Linked DNA regions of Mus musculus: all the other regions are linked to region 1. Evidence: chromatin loops called from intact Hi-C (ENCODE). Cell type or tissue: left cerebral cortex. All regions are shown on one strand.

What was found. A loop is a pair of places that touch in the nucleus more often than their neighbours do. Peaks named below come from ENCODE experiments on the same cell type or tissue, not always from the same donor. Only the 100,000 strongest peaks of a DNase experiment are listed, where the experiment ranks them.
Region 2: a loop joins it to region 1, with 2.8 times the contacts of the local background. A loop is called at or near these places in 2 of 42 quality-filtered maps.
Region 3: it touches region 1 in a loop (5-fold over the local background); 7 of 42 quality-filtered maps call a loop at or near these places.

The regions. Positions count from the first base shown.
Region 1 is chr3:54,152,450-54,160,449 of GRCm38, reverse strand. It overlaps Trpc4 (transient receptor potential cation channel, subfamily C, member 4), which reads right to left and starts at 4,393. Exons shown (of 11, transcript NM_016984.3): 1 at 4,191-4,393. In left cerebral cortex, CTCF peaks have their summits at 4,953 and 5,483; DNase peaks (open chromatin) are centred at 4,367, 4,653, 4,967, 5,403 and 5 more places; H3K4me3 peaks cover 3,818 bases; H3K27ac peaks cover 2,473 bases.
Region 2 is chr3:54,266,035-54,274,034 of GRCm38, reverse strand. Trpc4 (transient receptor potential cation channel, subfamily C, member 4) reads right to left here. Exons shown (of 11, transcript NM_016984.3): 4 at 7,615-7,951. Among named protein-coding and RNA genes, the nearest start is that of Gm31095, 91 kb to the left of the region's middle. In left cerebral cortex, no CTCF peak of the experiment used is centred here; DNase peaks (open chromatin) are centred at 3,067, 3,374, 4,052, 4,634 and 1 more place; H3K27ac peaks cover 380 bases.
Region 3 is chr3:53,860,455-53,868,454 of GRCm38, reverse strand. Ufm1 (ubiquitin-fold modifier 1) reads left to right here and starts at 4,648. Exons shown (of 6, transcript NM_026435.5): 1 at 4,648-4,706; 2 at 4,785-4,841; 3 at 7,183-7,240. The coding sequence starts at 4,705. In left cerebral cortex, a CTCF peak has its summit at 4,580; DNase peaks (open chromatin) are centred at 4,358 and 4,614; H3K4me3 peaks cover 1,714 bases; H3K27ac peaks cover 1,053 bases.

The sequences.
Region 1 (8,000 bases):
ATCACAGTCCAAATTCAAAACGGAAAGGAAGATAATGAACTCCTGGCACAGGTGCCCAGAAGTATAGGCCCCGCCCTTCTTCAACTCTTTTGTCCTCTAGGTTCTGTACACTTCACCCTCCCTGTTACTGGCTCAAAGCATTACTCAGGGTAGCTTCTCCAACATACTTTAGGAGGGGGAGAGCAGGCTTCAGGCAGTACTTAATTAATGCCTATCATTAATTTTACTACTCCTCAAAGAAGATGCTTTGTGCTAGGTAAAGGCATACTTTTATATTTGTATCTAAATTCATCTTAAATGTTTGGGGCATAAAGCTGTGCCCATATATATTCTGTTGTATCTTAGGAAGTCATCACCCAGTGACACCAGTGTGTTATGCACAAGCTAATGTTGGAAGGAATACTGTGTAGTGTTTGGCTACAATAATCAAATAGTCCAACTGCAGTCCTGCCTAACTACTTAAACCAAACTTTCAGAACCATCACAGAGCTATTTAAAAGGTTTAACTACTTCATTGAATTTTCTAAATAATTCATGAAATAAGATAATTTTAAATTAATATACGTTCAATACCTTTTGATTTTCTAGATGACCTTTTCCTCTCCCTAAATTGATCTCTCTGTCCCTCAGTTATTTGGTGTTGTGATGGTTGTTGTGTGAAAGTTCTCAATGATCAGGTATAAGTTTGTGCTCATTTTGAAAACACAGCCATGTTGTTTCTGTCTGTGGTTTTATATATATATATATATATATATATATATATATATATATATATATGTGTGTGTGTGTGTGTGTGTGTGTGTGTGTGTGTGTGTGTGTGTGTAGATAGATAGATAGATAGATATACACATACATACATGTGTGTGTGTGTGTGTGTGTGTGTGTGTGTGCATATACATACTCTCAACTCTCTCTCTGGAAAGGGTAAAGTTGTGCATGGGAAAGGATGAGAAACGGAAAACTTGGGGAGACTAAAGCCACCGTAAAGCCAATAATTCCGTAACATGATGGAAATAAATATCCAAGTACAGTTGGGTTAAACTGAAGGTTTATGGAACATGAGATGAACAGAGCACAGCCACGGGCTTCACTGTGTGTCCTCTCAACTTCAGTGTTAGTAAGAGTCATTGTAATGAAAGCTCATGGCATTTTATGGGTATTAAATAAGTCAGTGAGGCCAGGTTCTAATTAGCCCAGACAACGAATTTAGGAAGTCAAGATGCGCATTGTAATCTGATCTCATCACTGTCTGGCACTGATGATTTTAGAAGAAAATATAACAGCCTGCTGCTATTCTCCCTCCGTTCATCCAGCTTGTTTAAAAAAAATTTTTTTTTAAAAAAGAAAATATTCAGCCCTGTTTTGTGGTCCCGGTGACTGCTCTGTCATTCTTGCACGTCCACCTTCATATAAATAACCTCTGATTTCTCTGTTGTTTATAAGTTTTATTATTGAACACATGGATGCTTATCTTTATCGTTGCCAGGGTATAGCCATTATGTAGCAAAGGGACTTCATGTTAATCTTTTCATTGAATTGGCATGTTATTCTGGAGATAAGCATGTGGGAATAAGAGCAGAATATATCCAAAAGCATACTTGGAGGTTTTATTTTAATCAGAGAAATAACAAGCAGAGACTATTACAGAGACTGTAGCTCTTCATTGACTCGGGTTTAAAATATAGTAAGAGGATGCCTGGATGAGCAGAAAGGTTTATTATTTTGTATCATAAAAAATGATGGTATCAAAATGCAACATGTGTGTGTGTGTGTAGTTTCTGCTTATCATCTTCAGTTCAGGAACAATGATTTTTAAGGCCAGTTACTGCAAGTCAGGTTTTAGTGCCATGTACTTCAGGCAAATACCAGTAGACAGGATCACAGAGCACTGAAAAACAGCCCATTGGCCTTATATATCCATTATAGCATGAAATGACACAATAGGTTATGAACCATGATGCGTTTCTGTCCTCTGGGTGTGGATGCTTAACCAGACAGGTTTTTAGCTCTTTGGTTAGATGCGGTTCTTGGAGTTTGAAGCACATACACTAAACAAGAATGACCTTCAAAGGTCCACTAAACAGAAAGGATAGGCGGACAGTTTTCATGGTTCCAAGCCTCTATAAAATATGAACTGATTCAGGTTCTACTCTGTGAAAAGCTATCTATCCCGAGACTGTTTGGTTCTTTGAAACAGCCACTTTACACATCCCGTCGGCTCTTTTCATCTTGGCTGTCTAGAAATAAATGCAACACAAATATGAATAATATAAGATTATTTAAAACATGGAAGCCTTATAAATCTAGTCCCTCTCATATCTCTGAGAATGACTGAAAAGAAGAAAACTGAGATGTGCTTCATTTCTTAAGATCAGAGATTCTTACAAAAGCTATCAATGCGTGGCAGCTTCAGCTAAGAGATGTTTGTTTCCTGTCCAGCTTTGATACCTGATGCTTCTGATGAATGCTCCTTCCAGATCACACTGATAAACTTTTCTAAGTTCACACTTGCAAATCTTTTCCTCGTGATATATCCCCTCAGAGGACCATGGGCAACTCTGATGTCTCTCTTTCACCAACCTGTAGGTTTTTGGCCCCTTTGCCTTTCTTGGCTTAAGTCTATCCTTCCTCCTCCTCCCACCAGTCAGTGTAAAGATTCAGATCAAAGTTCAGGCAAGGCAAAGCTGCTCCTTGCAGTCTTTCTCTGAAACCGTGCACATGCACTCTCCCTCCCTCTCCTTGCTACCCTTTTTAATCCAAGTTATTCATATATCCTTTGATGCCCATTTACCTTGCCCGGGCTGACTGATTGATCCTGGTTAACCACAGCATTGATTTGCAGAGATTGTAAAGACCTTCATTCACTTTACCCACGTTAAATTCAATTTTGATCCTAATTCTGAGTTTCGGACAGGATTACCCCTATATCTTACTACTTTGTTTCTCTTAAGAGCTGGATGTTTCCTGGTTTACTGTCCAGATGAACAGAAGTAGGCGTTACAAATATAACTTTAAATAGCAAATCGTAACACCGTTAACATAACCGCCAACTCCTACTCTCGGTGTCTGAGTCTTTAAAAAAAAATCCTCTGCTAAATCTTTTATTCTTCCTAAAGAATTTTTAAGTACTTTGCATTGTGATGACTACGAGAGAAAAGCCAGCGAGCCTATGAACCTCGGTGGTTTATTTTATCACAGTTTTACAAATCTGTTCGAAGATTTCATTTTAAAGGCACAGTGACAGCGTTTTCTCTCTCTTCCCACTCGTTTGGCTTAGTAGCTTACTCCCTCCGTAAGTAACTTGATAACCTTTTATAGCAGCCAGCGGTATTTAATGATAATGCTCCCCTGGGAAAAACCGCAGTGGGCAGGGATACACCACAGTGGCTGGAGAACACTGGACACATGGTCTTTGGTCCCTCTGCCCAGCTCACCTCCACCCTCATGTCTCTATCTTTCTCTGTCTCTCTCTGGAGTCACAAAAGGCAGTTCGCAGCTGGAAACAACAAGTTGCGCCATGGATTCAAGCTATCTACTCAAGTAGCAAGCAGAGTCACTGGTTCAGCTGGAATCTCAGTTGCCAAGCGAACTAGGAACCCCCAAACCTGGTCCAACCACAAGCTTAAAAGTGCTTTTGCTGCTTGACAGAGGAAAATGACGCAGAGGGGAATGAACCCACTGAACAGCGGTCGCTGTCCTCCCTTCGTGCCCTCAGCTCGTTGGAGAGTCATAGAGCTCACCTTACGTGCCCAAGGACCATGTCATTTCCATCCTCTCCAAACGTCCAAACGCGCACGGGAGGTTGTACACAAGCACCGAGCTCCCCAGCACCGCGGGGATAAGGGCTGATCCTTTGTTTACCATGTAAATCACACCGGGGGTTCGCTCTTCGTCCTCACCCCTGCCTCACAACGCGATACAGAGAGAGCCTGGAAGCACCCCCAAACTCCCCCTTATCCCAGGTCATCCAAAGAAAGCTTCGCGAAAATCTTTCCCCGAACCTTAAAAAAGCAACCTTTTTAAAAAGAAGAAGAACCTTAAAAAGCTGCTGCACCCTGGTGACTCGCGTAAGCCCCCAGGGATACCCGCCTCCTAGCAGGGAGCCTGCTTCCCAGTCGGCTTAGGAAACTTAATCAGTATCCCAGATGTGAGGCCCGCGTCTGGAGCGCGGAGCCTGCACCCTCTCTTACCCGCAAAGTTGCAATCTGGTGGTTGAAGTGACCGAGGTGGGCTCGGCGAGCGCGCAGCACCAGTGCTGTGCCTGGTGCTAGCGCAGCTGGTCAGTTCCGATGGGGTTTCCGTAGTCGCTACCGAGTTTTTTGGAGCATTCCAAGGGGGAAAAAAACCCGCACGAAACCAGAGCCCACGCAGCTGGCACAGAACTGGGCGGAGTGAGGATGCTGGAGAGCCAGAGCAGGGGCGCGGGGGAGGGGCAGCCCAGGAGGGGGCGGGGTGCCCAGGACGACAGCCTCGCCCACCAGGCACTGATGCTCTCCCCACCTATACCCCCGGAAAAGTTGCGTTCCCAAGGTGGCCAAAGAGCAGCCTGGAGGACCGCCCCCACCCATCCTGGGTCTGCCCGAATGGATGCGCATCCCACGCACCTCCCTAGGAGCGGGTATAAAGGACCCACAAACACCTCAACGCGCCACCCGGGAGCATCTCTCCAGGTCAGTCAGCAAGCAGGGTGGCTCGCCATATGTCTGCTTGTCACTCAGCTAAGTGGTGGTCAGGACAGACCCGGAGGTCTTGGGTGTTTGGCATACACAGATCAGGGCTTGGTGTAGCCCAGGAGAAATGCAAAACTTCACTTGTCAACCGAACCCAACCCTGGAAAGCCCTGCTCCAACCATACTAAGCAGCTGGTCAAAGGATTGGAACAAATTGTCTCTCCCCCTACCCAGCCCTGGCAACTCTTGTAGCCGCCCTGGACTCCTGGCACCCCCTTCCCTGTCCTCAAGGTGTCACACTTGCCTTGCTAGTGCAGGGATGTGCTTGCCACTACCATCAACAATCCAGACAGTGGCAATAAATAAATGATAAGCCCCCAGCATCCCATCCACTCCTACCTGGCTCCCTCTAAACAACTGGCAATCAAGATTCCCACGTATTTAATCCCAAATTATGGGCCAGCGTAGGAGCTGGAGGTCCTGGTGGCTGCAGGTGGGCATGTTGGTGAACGACGGTGTCTGCCACCGGACTCAGCATCTCTAACTCTAATCTTGAGCTTCCAGATACAGCTTATCTCTTGGTGTAGTATTCATACACAAAAATAAGATCCAAGTACAGAGGTGGAAAAGTTCATGTAACTTGCCACACCTTTATTGTTCGTGATCTCAAGACCAAGGGACAAACTTAGCAGTGCGTTTGCCAAAAGGCTTCAGCCCCCTCCTACCTTCACTTCTCGGGTTTCTTTTTCAGAGCACAGGCGGTTGTGAGCTCCCCCCATCGCCTGTAAGCATCCCAGCAGCAAGATTTAATAGACTCAGGCTCACTCTGCGTTTCTGAACGTCAGATGAGTGAGGTGGGTTTTTTTTTTTTTCCGTTTCGTTTTTTTGTTTTTGTTTTTTAAGGGTAATTGCAGAGTAAGGAGGCTTTGTTGACTTTGGAGTGTACTCTTTGGAGTGAAGGTTTTGTTTTGTTGTTCTTTTCAAAATGCTGTTTGTAGTTGTCAAGTTTTCTTTCTCCTGAGCTAACTGCTCCTCTCATAGGTCAGCATGACCCCTAGAGTGATTTTGAGAGAGCACAGCCCACAGTCCGTCCCACAAAATACCGAGGCCTTTACAGTACACCAAACAAACCTGTACCAGAAAACTGGATGAGCAACAGAAGAACTCCATCCCTACCCCGAATCCCTCTACAGATCTCCATAAATGTGTGTCAACATCTTTCAAAGGTAGTTTTCTTGTCTTAGCATTAAACACTGGATTTTATAAAATATGCAAAACACATCACTCGGTAGACATGGAGATGAACTTTACAATAAATCTAAACCTACTTTCTACTGAAGAAGAAAAGAAGAAAAACACACATCGACATCTGTTTGGCGTGGTACAACTGAAACTACTTCTTTAAAAAAAAATTTCACAAAACCTGTTTTTCTTAATGATCAGTAAATGTATAAAAACCAAACCTGGAGCAGACATTGGTTGAAGAAGTGTTTCTGCTAAAATACAGGCTGTCATGAGTGTAGGTCCTTAAGACAGGTTTAAGGATGCTTGAAAAGGAACTCAACACTTGAGATCATCCACACAGCTCTCTTAGGGCTCTTACTTCTTCATAGCAGATACCATTTTTTATCATGATATCAGAGACAGATATTTTTTCTAGTCTTCCCTAATTTGTTATTCTTCCCATAAGAAAGGTGGATGTGAGTCCACAATAAAAACAAAATAGAAAAAAAAAAAAAAAAAAAAAGGAAAGCAAAAGCAAAACCTTGAGGACCACAAAACGCACACCAGCATCATCGGCGTTTGCTCCTAGCAGCCTGTGTTCCCTTGGAAGGAAGAGCAATGGACCACAAACCCTCCTCAGCAGCAGCGTGTGCAAGTCTGGATTGCCGTAGCTGTGCTTGTGATACATGAAATGATTGGTAATTATACAAAAAAAAAAAAAAAAAAAAAGGTAAGGCATTTAAACAGTCTGGTGAGAAGAAACCTGTAAGTCCTTAAGCTGCAGGTCAGTGGGGCCAAAGGAATCTACACTCAAGCAGATTTGTTTATTTGGAGTTTAGGTTTGTGTCTGATTCAAGGAAAGAAGAAGTTACTGTTGCCTTGAAATTAGCAACAGGAAGTAAACCAAGGAATGGCAGCGGTAAGGCAGTTACATCTAGTGCCTATTCACACTTCAAACAGATCATGAAGTTGGGATCACTGTTGTTTGAGGAAAGGAATTTTTAACCTCTAAAGTTTCTGTTTTCTCTTCAGGAGCTACAATGTGTATAGTTCTTTCTTTGAAAACTGAAGAAGAAAGAGACAACGTTACAGGCACAGAGATATGGAAAACTCACTTCTGCCAAGGACCATTGTCATGGTTTTCTGTGATAGTGAGGCATTCATGAAGAATGCCATTACTGTCTCTCTCTCTCTCTCTCTCTCTCTCTCTCTCTCACACTATATATATATATATATATATATATATATATATATATATACACATACACACACATATGCACCATTACCTACCATGCATGTATAGTAGACTTCTCTCCATATATATATATATATATATATATATATATATATATATATTCTCCATATTATATATATATAATTTTCCAAAAATGATTTTTCTAAATCATCACACAATTCTATGAAGATTTTTAAGTCATAGAATTGCTATTTGTTTTGAAACTTTTATTCCTTATGAGAAAACACTGTCATGATATTTGATATTTGACAATTCGTTTATTTAAATTTATTGCGTTTAAATTGACATTTGCCTATGTGTACATATGTATACCATGTGAGTCTCCAGAACTTCCTGAGAAGGTGACAGCAGAGCATGGAATCTCCTGGAACTGGAGTTGCAGACAGTTGTGAGCCACCGCATGGGTGCTGGGAACCAAACCTGTGTGTGTGTGTGTGTGTGTGTGTGTGTGTGTGTGTGTGTGTGTGTATCTAAATTTATTTGTCAGGTACATTTTTACTAAGGAGGCCATGAGTCAACATGCAGGAACATCTTAAAGAAAGCTTGTTTGGGGAACTTAAGGAACAGTCACCACAGAACCTGTACTTACTCCTAGGTTCACTGTTGCTTTTCATTTACTTTCATAAATTTCTTATTCGGGGTGAGCGGATGCATTTCTATTTGATACATTGATTATCAAAAAGGAGAATTATATTTTAATATTTCATCCTTTGTTTATGTTTGTGAATTTGGACTCATTTTAAACAATGAAGTTTTGTGCTATTCCTCTGCTCCACAGTGAGAGCTCTTAATACATTAACATATGAATGCTTTCCTATACATATTTATTTGAATGCGGCTCTGCAGACCCT
Region 2 (8,000 bases), 110 kb before region 1:
TCCCTTTCTGAAGGCAGTTTGCAGGAAGCTATAGATGACCTCCTGTTGGTAGGCTGCTGACCGATCTGAGGATACTTTCTGCTATCCCACACTTGGTCCTCCCTTGCCACACTCCACAAAGAGAAACACTGGAAGAGGAGATAATAAGAAAGCCACATTGTTCTGACTACAGTTTTTGCTCCTTTATGGAGGAGTTAAATATCAGAGAGGGATGAGAGTGACTACCCCTCAATGCTTCCTTAATTCAAATGAGGGGATGCCAAGAAAAGCCCTGAAGCCTGAGGATTATACAGCAAGAAGAAACTAGTAGTCCACACTCCCTGTGAAGGCATCTTCTCAACAGCTAACTGGTATACCTCTCCCTTGGTCTGGTTCAACATGGAAAAGGGAAAACCAGGCAGTTTGTCAATGGGGCAGCTGCTGGCAGCCTGAACGCTTACCGTTCTGTGTGTCTGTTTGTTAAGTCCATGCATGGTGCAGGAAAAGCTGTGCATGACTCTTCTTGCCAAACTCAAGACTTGTGAGGATCGTAGAAGACCACAGAGACTAACTAACTGCAGGGTACACAGTGGTTGAGGGACTGTAAGGTTTTAGACAGAGCTGAATCTGATCCTGAGAACTTTCTAGTGCTTGGGCACAATAGTGCAGCACATCCCAGGAATGTCACCATATTCATTCCTGACACGGATACTTAGTGATTCCCAGAAAGCAGGACATCTGGGAAGAGCTTTGGCCTGGGTGCTGGTTGGTTAATGAAGACCCAACTTCTGCTGTCTGTCAGCTGTCTTCCCTAAGGCAGCAGGAATGGAGAAAAGCAGAGATCTGTGTACCCTGGGGCTGGAGTCAACGCGTGAGACATAATGTAGATGAACATATCCAGGTCTTTCAGGTCATGGGCCAGTCTTTCATTAAGAAGAGAAAAATCTTTAAAGTGCTTATAAGTTTAAAAATTTTAAAATAGACCCAGTCCTTTGCTGCTTGAATAGAAGGCCCACTCTACTGGAGGAAACCCAAACCTGTACTGTAAACCAGACTTGGGAGTTCACAGGCCCCGAGGGTGGATCTGCTACTGTTCTGAGGATCTACTACTACTGTTATTCTGATAATTGGACACAATATCAATCTGACCCCCAAATCCATATCTCTATACCGACACACTGGTGATGCTCTTAGATCTTATCAGAGAATCACCGTTGTATAGTGGTTTACACAGAAAGTCACAAATTGCTCAAAGCGCACAGAATACCAGTGGAGTTGTTAGCCATAATTTAGGGCATCCTCACCATTCCTCTTCCTAAGGCTCAGGGACCACAATAGAAAGGGGGAGGAAAGACCATCCTAACCAGAGAAAACAGTGTCTTTTGGACATGACAGGACTTCTGTGCTCACAAACTCATGGCAGCTGTGGTTGTCTGCACAAGACTTGCACGAGACCAATCCTATCAGCACTCTAGTATAAGGAGGGTAGAGCAAGAGCCCCATCCCCTAACTAGAGAGCTAGGAATACTTGATGGCTCTGGGAGGGGATAAAGTCAATTTTTTATGAAGGATGTGGCTCCTGGTAGGTTGGCCACGTTCTAGTGGATGGATCCATGCCAGGAGGAGTACATGGTCTGCCCAAATGGGACTAGATGGCTTGTTAAAATAAGAAGATACAAAGTTGTGAGTTTGGGAGGTGGGGATGGATCTATGGGGAGATGGGGGTGAAGCTGAGAGGAGTAGTGCAAGGCATAGAAGAGAATCTGAAGAAAACACACTGTATGCAATTCTCACATATTTAGGAAAATGTTAACAAGAAAACAAGCTGGTCTTACATCTTAATAACTTAATGTTTCAGGAAGCCTATATCTAAGAGTGATCTCATTCAAAAATAGTCAGGCTCTCTAATTTAGGTGGGCTGAGTAGAGTGTCTGGAAAAAGGAAGCCTACTTTGCATCTAGATTCTGGGGAGTAGTGTTTCATAATTGTCATATGAGAACGGAGTCTGGTATGAGATCTTTTTTTCCATAATTGTTTCTCTTTCTTGAGTGTGTTCAAGTACCTCTGCAATTTCTGAATCAACTAAGCAAGAGGACAACTTAAAATCTCAATTTACTGAAAATAATTCACAGCGCTTCTGACTGGAGTCAGCAGACCATCAAGAGAGGCTGATGTAATGCAAATGGGGACAATTACTCTGCATTTGAAGACATTTGAAAAACCCTTGAGTCGCCGTGAGTTTGTCCACTATTTTAGCATTAGAGATAAAAATTTAGGAAAACAAAAATAAGGACGCCCACAGTTTCAGTTTGGGAAGAAGAGGTGCCATGTCAGGTAAGAATATACAACTTGGTTCTGGTAGTTCGTACCTAAATATAATTATTTAATAATTAATTAAAAAGTTTGAGAGATAGCATTTTTCATAGGATCTCCTTTCATTTCAACGCTTCTATGGAAATTACAGCCGAATATTTAAATTGATGGGAAAACAACAAAGGTTTCTTCGCTCCAGCTGCCTTGTCAAGGACCAGTAGAAGCTGCATAGTGTACACTTTTCAAATGTGTGTATTTTCACTATAAAGATTACCACATTCCACTTAAAATGAATTCTCTTTAAAAAAACAATTGACCGAAACACCCTTCACATGTGCGTATCTCTCAACAGAGGCTTAAATATTAAGAATGTTCTTACAGTTGAGGGAACTTAACTGTATGCCCCAGAAACTGATTCTTCCAAACTAGAAAGTAAGCATGTTTACAGGTATTTCCTCTCCCTCCCTCCCTCCCTCCCTCCCTCCCTCCCTCCCTCCCTCCCTCCCTCCCTCCCTCCCTCCCTCCTCTCCTTGCTCTCATTTTCTTTCTCCCTTTCATCTCTCTTCCTTCTCCATCCTCCCCTCCCTTCCTTCTCTCCTTCCATCTTTCCTCCCTCCCTCCTTTCCTTCCTCCAAGACATTGCTTATTTTGTTCTAAGCCAGTGGGAGCGATGAGGGAGAGGACGGCAGCAGAGCTGTGGGGTGGTGCGGAGGATTTAGTGTGTAAAATGTGATGCTTGTTATTCCTGACCAGTGTGCATCCTGGAGTGTGTTGCACCTCTAATAAACTACATGCACTGCTCAGTCGCATTGTACCTGTGGAAAGGTGCGAGGAGGCAGGGAGTGGTGCACATGTGTGCAGAGATGGTGTTCTAGAAACTTCCTGCTTCCTGAAATCCTATCTCTCTCATTTCTGGCGCAGTGTCTCATAGAGAAACACGGTTCTTTCTTTGGAGGCTCTGGGATTTGTTGTATTAACAAGCACCTGCTGGCCCTTTGATTCTGGACAAGGAATCCAACTTCCGAACCCTGTCTCCTCTCTGGAAAACAAGCCATTCCCTCGGTTTAATATAGCCAGATGGAGTAGAGTTGCTGTGACATCCGCAGCAGAATGTGCATTGAAATTTTCAGCCTCTTTAGCATCAATGTCATGCAACTACATTTATTATAGTGATTTCTAACTAAGGAAAACCAATTTAAGCACCATCCAACCATTTAACCTTTTTTATGTTTTGATGTCTAGTTTGCTTTTCAGTATGTGTCCCCTTCCCATCTACACTAGGTACCAATATTCTCAGAAGGTCTCTAGGGATCAGTCTTTGGGTGTTAAATTTGACATGTGCTGTCATAACCTGACAGGGGTCATTTTTCCCCAGTAAAGAATTCAGTTACTGCAAATCAGCAGGTGAACAGACAACAATTTAAATATTTCTAAATATTGTGTATCCTGATAGTTTACTGGGTATAACTGTATACAAGTAGCTTTTAAATAGTCCCACCAGCACATAGAGATAAACAGGAAAATAAGAAAAATGTGTCATGCTGTAATGGTTGTCTAGTTTTTGTTTGTTTGCTTGCTTGCTTGATATTACAATAGTTCTTTAAAATACCAAGTGGCTCTTTTGCCACTGTGTTTGGATCTTTACATGACTATAGCTCATCTGTTGAGCATTGTGACCTGGGGAGGAGTGGAAGAAAGCTATATGCTAGTTTCTTATCATTGTAACACCATTTCGAGCTGATCAAGAGGCTAGGTGCTTTAGAAGTAAGGCTGAGATTATGAGTCATTGAAGACACATGATCTTAGTGATGATTTGTAAAAGGGAGCACTGATGTATGACTCAGGGGTAGAACACATGTTTAACATGCAGGAGACTCTGAGTTTACTCTGTAGCACCCCCTAAAAATGGGGAAAACAAAAATGGTCACCAGACTAAAATTTTATATATACATAATATATAATATATATATATATACACACACACAAATATATATCACAAGAATAAAAATTATACACACACACACACACACACACACACACACACACACACACATATATATATATTGGTCCCAGGAAGATGTTTGTTGGTTCCTATGAGTGTCAAGATGAAAATAAGATCAACATTATGAAATCCATGTTACCTGTTTGGCAGACTTAGTTGAACATTTTCAGACTTCTTAACTTCAATGTTTTAACTTATATAATATACAGTAAATGAGGGAAATGAGAAGCCAATGTTGCTAAAGAAAAATTGCTAAAGCAGCCTGCGATCCAGGCAAGCTGGGTAATGTGGATATTATGGGCACGTCTTGCTTTGTGGCTAGCAATTCTCCAGGCGCTATTTTTAACCAAGCTGAGATTCTGTTCTCTGCTCCATCATCTCCTCACTTCACCCTTCTCGTTGTGCTCACAGAGCACAGATTTGCATGCTGTCTGACTGTGGCATATTCTTAGGCATGACTTAACGCCAATCACTTCAGCAGCCATTTTACCTTCTCTCGGGAGCAAGGCAGTATTTAATATATGACAGCCTTTACTGAAGTGCTACTTTTATGAAAAAGATATGTTATTAATTTTGCAAGCTTTTGCTAAGTTGATTATATAAGTGTATATACGCATATGTATATGTACATGTGTGTGTTTACTTTTGTGCTATATGAAAAACTATGGAATATTTTTTACCTATTATAATTTAGTTATAATGGATCCTGAAGAAAAACTCAAACTGGTTTTTGGGAAGGTCTGAAAACTAGTATTCCCAAGGAATCCTTTCTTTTCTTTAATTATATTTTATGTGCATTAAGTGTTTGCCTCCATATGTTTAATTGCACACACACACATGTATGTATGTATGTATGTATGTATGTATGTATGTATGTATCCTGCATTGTCCAGAAGAGCCTACCCCCCTTAGAACTGGAGTTACAGATGGTTGTGAGCTGAGCAGCTAGGTTGGTGCTGGGCAGAACCATGGACCGCTGCAGGAGTAGCCAGTGCTCTCTCAATCATGGAGTCATCTCTCCAGCTCCACGTCATTCTACTTTATTGTTAAACATCTAGAACCACACAGGAAATGAAACTAAAGATGTCTTACTTCATCACCTATCAGCCTTGGGCAAAAAGATATGAATGTTTCACTGATGCAGCCACCAAATCAGACCACACCCCTTTAATCTAGATCACATGTTCATAAAAAGCTCTCAGCACTCCTGTCCTAATGCCATCTTCTGTTCCCTTTTGAGAACAACAATTCTCTCTCCCTAAGGAGGGCAGCTCTGTAGACTCAATGGGGGATCAAGTGTCATTCAGTGAAAAGCCTTTTCCTTTATTGATGAAGGTACCAAAAGCCCTGAGGGTTTGTGACTGCCTATGTTTTAAGTCCATAGTAAAGTATATCCATAGCATGCCAGTAAGTGCTCACAGCCCTTGCAATTCTGGGTCCTCTAAAGCCCCGCAAACTCAGCCTTAGCAAGGAGGCTCTCAAGATTCACCAATATAACTCTCTTGAGAGATCTACCTGATACATAAACACGTATCACGTGCCCTGTTGATAATCACTCACATACTCTTTTATCTTTTAAAATACATCTTTTCACTCTAAAAGCTTTTGGATCAATTTTACCCCTCTGGTTATATTATCCTGAAAATGTTACCTCTAGCAAATACTTCAGCTTTTTGGAATTATAATACATTTAAGACTACACACGAATTACCTAGTGTCTCTGACATCATTTCTTTCATCCACTTGTCAAGGAATATTCTGCTACAAGTTTAATACATAGCAGGTAATCAAAGGTGGTTTTAACTTCAAAATTAGATGTTTTTATTTTTTATAATATTTACCATTTTCTGCAATTCTGATCATTAATTCACTACCTACTCCCTCCAGTGAGATTTAAAGTCCATCAGCCCAAAGGCCTTTTGCTTGCTATGTAATGGTCCCAGTCTTGACTCTTTGAAGGTATTCAGTATACTCACTGATGGCATGAAGGCGAGCAATACTATTTATGCTCACAGCATGCCGCACCTGGAAGGTTTTCCTAAAAAAGCTGCACGTTCCATTTGGGATGTCAGGGCTTTCAGACATGTAGTGTGAGTTGTCAGTGCATAACATACGGCCTTTTAAATGCTTTAGTAAGAGTTACTCCAGAAAGTTTCTCTCTGAAGAAAATTAACATAAAATATGTCCCTTATGTGAGATACTTTGACTGACAGTGATAATTTCATCTTGCTATCAACTTCCTTGCCGTAATGTTTCTTTGAGGAATTACAGATCTAAATTTCCCTTTTACTTTATATATGCATGTACTTCAGGTTAGTCAGGACTGACTCTAAAGCTCACTTGAGATGGTATTTATAAAACATAGTTACAACACCAACTTCACATCACTATACTGTTCTTTGCTACCACTTATACTAAGGCCTAGGACTGAAGGCAGGTCACCTTTCTCCCCGCTGATCCTCATGCTAGACTCCTCTCAGTTTTGAAGTTAACCCAAGCAGATCTCCTGAGATTAGGAATCATGAAATGAGTCATGTTCTCTAATGAACTGGATCTGAGACCAAGGGGAATTCAAGTAAAACTGAAAAAATATGCTTACTCAGCAAACCACAGTAGAATACAGTAAAGGATAATTAAAATGCAAATTCTAAGGATAGCTACAGTAACAGAAAGGAAGCAAAAACACAGTTGTTAATAAATAAGGTTTTCTACTCTGATTGTAGCAGTTCTAAAATAATTATCTATCTCTGGTAAGTGGAGGTTAAATCTTTTCCTATTGTTTAATTTCCTATTTCTCTAGCTACAGAATTTTCTGAGAAAGACAATCGATGAACTACATACATAGAATCAGAAGTTCTTGAGATACTCATACTTCTATGTGGAAGGCATATAAGAAAACTAAGGGGTGCAGGTCTGGTTCAGTCAGTGACAGAGACCACCTCTTTGCCCCCATAAAGGCTCTGGGATCAGATGCCAGGACAGGAGAAAAATAAGAGATTATATGTGGCCAATGGGACACATCCAAAAGATTCAAAAGACAAGCAAGGCACAAACCCTGAGTCACTTATGGGACAAAGGGTCATCAACTCCTTGTAACCTGTAACCTAAATTACCTTTCCTGCATTGCATTTGGGAACAAGCACAACACAATTGGAAAAACATTTGTTTGATTTGAAAGATGAGGTCTTAGAGCTACCATGGGCAGAACCTGTGTGTAATCTCTCCCTCTGCCCCAAACATTAGTGAAGATTCTTTCTAAGCAACAAAATTCCACGGCAGAGACACGTTCGTTATTATATTTTCTAGAGTAACACATTTACCCAGGACCCACGGTAATATCATCCACTCCACGATGGTTGGTGGTGGACCTTGCCTGTTCAAGTCTGACCTGTCGATGTGCTGAGAGGCTAGCAGCAGCAGAAACAAAAAGGTCAGATAGGAGGCTGTGTGGCAGATAAACTTGATAAATGGCTTTCTGATGAACAGTCCAAGTGGGCTTTTGGGAGCTATCAGGTAGCACACGGAGAAGACGGGGAAGAGTAGTCCTATTATGAAACACGTCACCATCTTCACCGCCCAGTGTCTTCTCCTCCAGCCTGGGAACTCATCGTACCAGCGGGAAGCGAGCAGCTGCTGGCAGTTGGGCTGAGCAACAAACTAGGAGGAATGGAGAAGGAAAATTAGGTTCCTATTATATGTAATGACC
Region 3 (8,000 bases), 290 kb after region 1:
GTCATCTTTAATCTCATCATAATCCTGTTTATAACTCTCTCTGGCATGGTGACACAGTGTTACCATCTAAGGTTCTTGATAGGGTTTGTGTTCACTCTGCCAGTTAAAGAATGAAAAAGCAGGAAAGCCTTTAAGTATGAAAGGTGGCACTGGAAAAATCCCGTAACACCACGGACAGGAGTAGACAAGAATCAGCAGTTGAAGAAAGGCTTTATTGGGGGTGAAGAAACGCATGCATGCAAAACACACACACACACACACACACACACACACACACACACACACACACACACACAAATCCCTCCATAAAGCAAGGGGGAGATTTGGGAAGCCAAAATCTAGTTTCATTGCAAGGACAGGGTGTTTTAAGACTCCAAAGGGCCTGTAATTTAGGATTGGTCAGTTTGAGGAGAGACAGGACAGCTGATTGGCCCACAAATATTGTGTAAAATGTCTTGATCTGGCCTTGGATTTGTTGATCCAGTGCATCAGCAGGGGACCTGAAGGTAGAAAAAGTCCACAAGGCCTTTGTTTTAACCTGCCTTGCTTTCGTTTCAGGTCAGGAGGGGAGGAAGAAGCCAGCCATCTTGGAAATTTGCCATCTTTATTGTCTAGTCATGGTCCCTTTCTCCTATTTATCTGCCTTCCAGGGAATCTATCTTAACCCCAAGCTTGTCAACATCATAATCCTTCAAACAGTCTCCCTGAATCTTAGGCAAGAATCAGGGAAGTGAGTAGGGAGCAGGACATGTGGCCGACAATATCCTTTTTGATGTTCTATCTTTCTCAGTAAGAGATCCTGGTGCCTGGAAGACTATTTTGTGCTCAGACAAATTCTCAGTAGAGTGCTTGGTGGTCAGGGCAGGTGTTGTGAATCTAACATAAGAGTCTCACAATTGTAACTTATAGCCAAGGCCAGTCACAGTTAAAGTCTGTATTTTGTGATCTTACTTATGTGAAGTAATTTGCATAACTGATAGAAGGACAGGTCTTGATGAGATTTGAGTTATTATTCTAATCAAATGAGTTTTAGTGGATTATTGAGGGGAAAGAACATAGAGTATGAAGAATTAATGACCTAAAAGCCTCAGATATGCTGAGAAACTCTGGACAAGAAAGTTGACTTGAATGAGAACATTCTTGAATTGTCAGGATCCAGGACTCTTTCGATAAAGGAGTTCAAAGGATGCTGTGGCCTCTTAAACTAAGAAATCCCCAATGCAGAGAACATTGGACCCTCCTGATAGTCTGTTAAGAGCAACATACTAACCACTACGGGTATTTACCATTTTGACACAGCAGAAGAGCTGACCTGCAGATGGGATCGTCTATCCCAAGAGTTCCCTGCTTTAGGTGCCATGGCTGTCATGGCTGTTAGTCACTTCCCATTTTCTGGTAGTTCTTGTTTTGTTTTGGTTTGTTTTAATGGAAGCTTTATCATGAAAGCTGGGGCCAAGGTTTCACTATAGCACATATGTATGTGTGTGTATATATATACACACTATTATCTTCTATTTAGCAATGTGAACTTAATTTCATCCCGCCTCCGTGTTTGATGTTGTTGTCATTGTTCTTGTTGTGTGTGCTGGGGTCACACACAGAAGCCAGAGCCTCATGCTTCATATCTATGTCCAAGACAGCTACACCACTGGTCCTTACTTCTTTTTTAATAAGGATAATTTTCTATGCTTTTAGAAGTACAAGATTGCTGCATTTCATTGTACTTTAATGAGATATAGTGTGGCCACACACTTTAGTTCTGCAGTCATTTATGGCTCTCTGTGACACTAATTGGGTGTCTTCCAGAATACATTAGTCCATTTATGCTGCCTGGTGTCTTAAAACACTGTGGTTTCCAAGTAGCTATTAAAAGTCTGCTTATGTTTGTTATTAAAGATACTTTAGGATTTAATATTTTCAGCAAATTAGAGGATCCTTTTGTTATAAAATTTGCCAATTGAAAATGACTTGATAAACTTTTTTAAAACACAAAACATTGAATGTATATGACTCTATAGTGTTCTTTCTAGAACCAAGGGGAAACTCTCAGGGCACTAGAGATGGCCATTCTTGAGGACACAAACATGTGGTGGCAGTGGAGGAATTAAAATGGAAAAGAGTATTCTAAACAGCCACAAATAGGTGCTTCCCACTATCTTTTGATAATTGAGTGGAAATGAAGACATGACCACACCTAGGTATTGTTGAAGACAAGGAGTTTATTGTAGATATAAGGGAGAGTTCAGCTAGAGGCATCTGGATGTGTCTAGACTGAGCCTGGTCATGAAAGAGGTGGGGAGAGTCAAGAGAGGAAGAAGAAAAGAGAAGAGGAAAGAGGGCAAGTAGACCAAGCGAGAAACTGAGGCCCAGACTATAGACTATCAAACATGGGGTATAGCACAAGAAACAACTGACACATACATAACTTAGGGGACTTAAATCAGCAGCTTGGTTTGGTTAGGGGAGAGGTGGAGCCACTTGGAAGGAAGCTCATATATGCCCCTCCCAAAATCTGTTCTAAAGTTGCCTGTAACATTCCAGTCTCAGGTGTGTCTTAGGAGCCTTCGATTTTATTTTGATGCAGTACGGTATTTCTGGAGTAGCCTTAGCATCTGACTATTGAAGTTGCATACCATTTGGGGTTGAATCTTGTAGTCACTGTGTTGTGTACATATAACAGAAACTCTGAACAAAGTAAGTTTGTTGACTATTCATGCCCACTTGAGTGGCAGGAGGGCTGTCCCTGCCATGCTCACAGACTTCTTCTTAAGCCCTTTCCCCAGAGATGGGGCAGGCCTGGCACCTACACTTCCCTACTGGGCTTAGCTGCCAATCCCAACGCTGAGGAAGAATAGCTAGGAGCCCTACTACAAGGGAAAACAAACAAACAAACAAACAAAAACCCTCCACCAATTCCTGAGCTCGCCCAAAGATCAGACCATGTATTTCCTCCAATCCCAGGCCACCCCGGAAATCTCTGTCCCCATCTCACCCCTCAGGAAACGCTATACCAACCCCATGTTTTGCCGGGTTTTCTGCTGCTTGTCTGTTTCTCATCCTAGCAGAGGCAGCCACCCTCCTGGGTTCTCCCCTCCCAATGAATCTCCCGGGTGAAGTGTGTTGTGTAGTGTGACTTTGTGGTATTCCTTGGCTCTGGACTGCCAGGACGACTTTCCATCCAAGACTTATGGTGTCCTTTTCAGCGTTGTGTCACATAGTTCCATACTTGAGCAGATACAAATTTTATTTAAAATATATGTGTATTCTTAGAAACAAACCAAAATTTGTATTCTAACTTTGTGTTATTTCAATAGATGGCACGGGTAGACAGGTAATTTTGTCTTCAGAGACAAGACTTTAGTCATACACATTAACTATGTAGTTTTAGCTGTTAGAAGATACAGGCCTTGATATCCATATCTACAAGTCAGTATATGTCTCTTGGATTCACTACATGGCATACAGCAGGAGAATATTGGAGTGCTACTTACAGTCAGCACCAGAATTCTCACCTTTGGGAGAAAACATTATAGACCATTATAGAAAACATTACAGGAAAGATGAGATGTAGTTCCAATGTTCTTAAGGGAGCTTCTAATCTATCAGGATTTCTCATGAAGAATCCACCTGTCATTCTAAAGTTTGACTGGGTCTCCTCTTGGTTCAGTGCCTATTTCTGGCTTCATCAACTTACTGCAGTATATATTTTTTAAAGGTATAGTTATTGTGAGATGGAATGCTTATCTTGGCGTTTACATTGTGATAAAGATGAAAGACAGCTTTCCCCTCTCACGATAGAAATCCAACCGACTGACAGATGCTAAAGGACTTATGCCTGATTGCTTGGGATCACAGCCTTTGGTTATGTCTGGTGTACACAGTGAGCTCAGCCTTTAGTTTAGTGCCTGCTGTACACAAGGTTCATTGGTCAGCTGAACAAATGTACCTGATTGGCAACCTTGCATTAGAGTTAAAGTCTATTTGGACACATCAAGAACAACGGGATATAGTAATGATTTTTTTTTCCCTCCAAAACCTGCTAGTGCTAGGATACAATTTTTTCTTCTGGGCCCTAACAGGAATCTCAGCATAATTCTATCGTGATAACTTTCTTTTGAAATTATTAAAAAGTCTGTAGTGAAGTGTGAAGTATGTGAAGAAAACTATAAGGTTAATACGGATGGAAATCGTATTATCAGAAATGCTAGAAAGATCAAAGAACGTTGTTAGTTAAAGCAACTGAGTCCAGCTTCTCTAGTATCTATCTGTGCCGGCTGCTAGGTTGCTTAGCAACTCCGCAACGCTTCCTCATCCGCCCGGACCTTGAGTCCCGGCCCCAGTTCCGCCGCCACGTCCGGCTTCGACTCAGTCCCTACTTCCGCCGTAACCAGCCAGTGGGGACCTAGCGGCCGCTCTGTTTGACATCCCTTATATTGCCTGACTAAAAATGTGTCAGTGAACTACCAAAAGTAGAAACATATCCTCTCTCTACCATTTACACTTCAACTTGATACAGACACACTCAGAATGAAATGTCTAACTGTGGGCTATCGGCCTTCTGTAGCCTGTGAGCTCCGACACAATTTTCAGGCGCTGTGTGGATAGCCGCGCTGGAGGGCGACGTGGGCCGCGAAGGCCCCCGCTGCCGGCCATCAAGGAAGCGCGGCGGGCGGCTGGGCGCGGTGTGTGTCAGGCGGTTCCACCATGTAAGTATCCGTCCCTGTGTCCCGGCCTTAACCCCGTGGCCGGTCCCGACCGTAACGCCTTCTCGTTCTCTCCGGCAGGTCGAAGGTGTCCTTTAAAATCACGTTGACGTCGGACCCGCGGCTGCCGTACAAAGTGTGAGTGACAGGCAGGGCTGGAGCTGGCCGGGCCTGGCGGGACAGAGGGGGACAGGAGGAAGGGTGCGGCATTTCTGCTGAAAGCCAGTGGCCCCTCGCAACGCTCTGGGTGGGCAGGTGCAACGGGAAGAAGGTTGGACGAGGATGGAACCCGTTTACTTGATTTAAAGGTCTTTACCTGGACCAGCTGTTACCGGAAGTTAGGGAGGACTTCCCAAGTCTGGACTTTTGACAGGTCCGACCCGAACACTCTTAACTTCAGTTTTTTTGCTTTGTTGTGTATAAACACAACGACTGGGTGCCTAGGTGCTGAACTCCCAGTCACACACACTTGGATCTTTATAAAAAGTGCTTAGCGGGATTGGGAAATGGGGGTGTAGGACCTTGTGTCCTTGTTGGGCCCTTCCTTGTGCTTCAGCAGTTCAGTTGATGGCTAACACAGGTTACCCAGCTCCATCTTAGTATGATTTTTAAGTTGACCCCTTTTGAGTTCCTGCAGCTGGAAGACCTATGCTAACCTGCGACAGACCAGGGTTTCCATAGATTTCATTCATGACGGGTTTGGTGGCACCAAGGCCCAGCTAACTGAGCTGAGAGCAGCTGTCATCGTTTTCTGAAGTTTCCCACCCGTGATCCATTCAGCCTCGTGGCCTGTGGTTCCCTTATCTTTCCATGTCTAAAATGGTCTACGTATCCCTCGTCTCTCCCGTAAGGGCTCATTCTAAACGGTTGTCTTCAGATGGCTGTATTCTCTTCCTCTGGATGATGTACCGCAGTGTGCCTTCAACAATAAAAGTTAAAAGTTTTCTGTCACTTTTGCCTCCCTAGTGCCATACCCACTCATTTCGTGTGCAGACGAAAGTCTGTAGTCTAGGTTTTTTTTGTTGTTTTTTGTTTTTTTTTTTTAAAGATCGTTTCTTTGCTAACTCCCAGGAATCTGATAGCCACCTCTCTGATAGCTTGGAATATTTTGCTTGGTGAAAAACCAAATTTATGTTCTCTGCACTTAACTCTGTTCCTGAAGAAATTACAATAGTGCTGATGAGTTTTATGTGAAACCCTCATAACTGGCACTCGACTGTGCTCCCCTAAATTTTCTCATTTTCCTATCCACAGAAAGTATTTTTGTCTTATTTCAAAATTTCCACAGCTCCTTTTCCCACCATTCAAAAGAAATCAGAGGGGACGCCTCTCACTTTTATGGAATGCCCGTAAACATCTCCCATGCCTTTACAAGAAAGCACATAGCTACTGTTGGGAAAGCCCCTTTCTACAGTCTTCCTGCTTTGTTCTACTGAGGATTAGGTTATTAATTAACATTTGGAAGGAAAAATGCTAGCACAAAAAATTCATCTGCGCTTCTGAGAAGAGAAATCCAGGCTTAGCCCTACAAATGTTATATGACATCGATGTTTTATGTGTTGACAAATAGAAACGTTTTCTCTGCTAGAGAGGTGTCTGGTTTTTGTACTTAATTAACACTGCCTTTAACATTTTTATTTTAAAACGTTAGACGAGAAGCAATAAAATAGACCAAGGCTATAGAAAAGTTGGCCTTGCTGACAGATCTCCTCCTGGGCATACTAGCACACCTATAATCCCAGCATTTGTGAGGCAAAGGCAAGCTAATTCTCTGGGTTGGAGGCTAGCGTCTTAAAGACACAGTGTCTTTAAGAAGAGAGAGAGAGGGTTCATCTAAGTGTCTGTCTGCCCATGGTCTGCACTTTTACCAACCTGGGTGGAGCCATGGCTTGGTGGTTTATTATATGGAAGTCTATAACATTTGTCTTCACAAACTAGAAGAGGATGTCAGATCTCATTACAGATGGTTGTGAGCCACCATGTGGTTGCTGGGATTTGAACTCAAGACCTTTGGAAGAGCAGTCAGTGTTCTTACCCGCTGAGCCATCTCACCAGCCAGGTGAGATGGTTTGTTAAGAGCACAGCTACTTTTGCAGAGGACCCAGGTTCAATTCCTAGCACCCACATTCCTAGCTCACAACTGGCAATGACTCCAGTTCCTAAGGATCTGATGCCCTCTTCTGGCTTCTATCAGCCCCTCTACACATGTGTACACACAGAAGCAGGCACATATACACATAACATACAATAAGCCTAAACACATGGAAACATGAAAAGAAAGAGAAGGTGGAGCTCTGCTTGCAGGGTGTTGGTTTTTGCACAGAGCTGTGGTTCCTTGCCTGGACTCTGCTTTTCTAGTGTTTTTTCAACGTCAGTGCACAAATGCTGCCTTGAAAACAGACACCCTTCACAGCCCCAAACAAATGTTCCCTATCTGCAATGAAATGAACTGTGTGAAATTCTTCTTTTCTTGTTGCAGTCTCAGTGTTCCTGAAAGTACGCCGTTCACAGCAGTGCTAAAGTTTGCAGCAGAAGAAGTAAGTGTGGGTTCTAACAGTAGCTTATGGATGCAGTTAGCATGTTTCTGGCTTTTGTCTCTTGTGTATTTACATGCGCTGCGCCCTTCCCCTCCCTCCTCATTTTCCTATGGTTCATTACTGGGCTCATGGTAAAGATGTCACAAGCGTAGGAAAAGTTAATCTATCTTCTAGTTAGAAAACAAGTTGAATAAGCTGACACGTCTGTTTAACGCAGCAGATGAGAAGTGTAGAGTTTTTTTGGTAGTGAATGCATCAGGTTTTTTTCTAAGAGCTAATTATTATATCCACTTGAATTGGGTAGGCTAAGTATGTATGTGTACTTTTGATAAAAATTTGTTTTGAAAAATGTTTTAAAAACATGTTGGTATTTTCTGGTTTTTTGTTTGTTTGTTTGGTTTTTCGAGATAGGGTTTCTCTGTATAGCCCCGGCTATCCTGGAACTCACTTTGTAGCCCAGGCTGGCCTCGAACTCAAAAATCCGCCTGTCTCAGCCTCCCGAGTGCTGGGATTAAAGGTGTGTGCCACCATGTTTTTAAGAAATGAGAGTTTCCTCCCTGGAATTATCAGAATTGTTTATGAAGCGTCTCACGGCGCAGCACTTGGAAGTGTAGGGCGATCTGGGCCAGTGGCAGCAGAGTGTGATTTGGGATCCTTTCTGATTTCATGGCAGTGTTAGTCACCTGCATGGCATAAAGCAGATCCCTCAGTTCATTTCTTCCTCCTCAGCCCCTGTGCTGTGTGCAAACCCAAGCTGCGT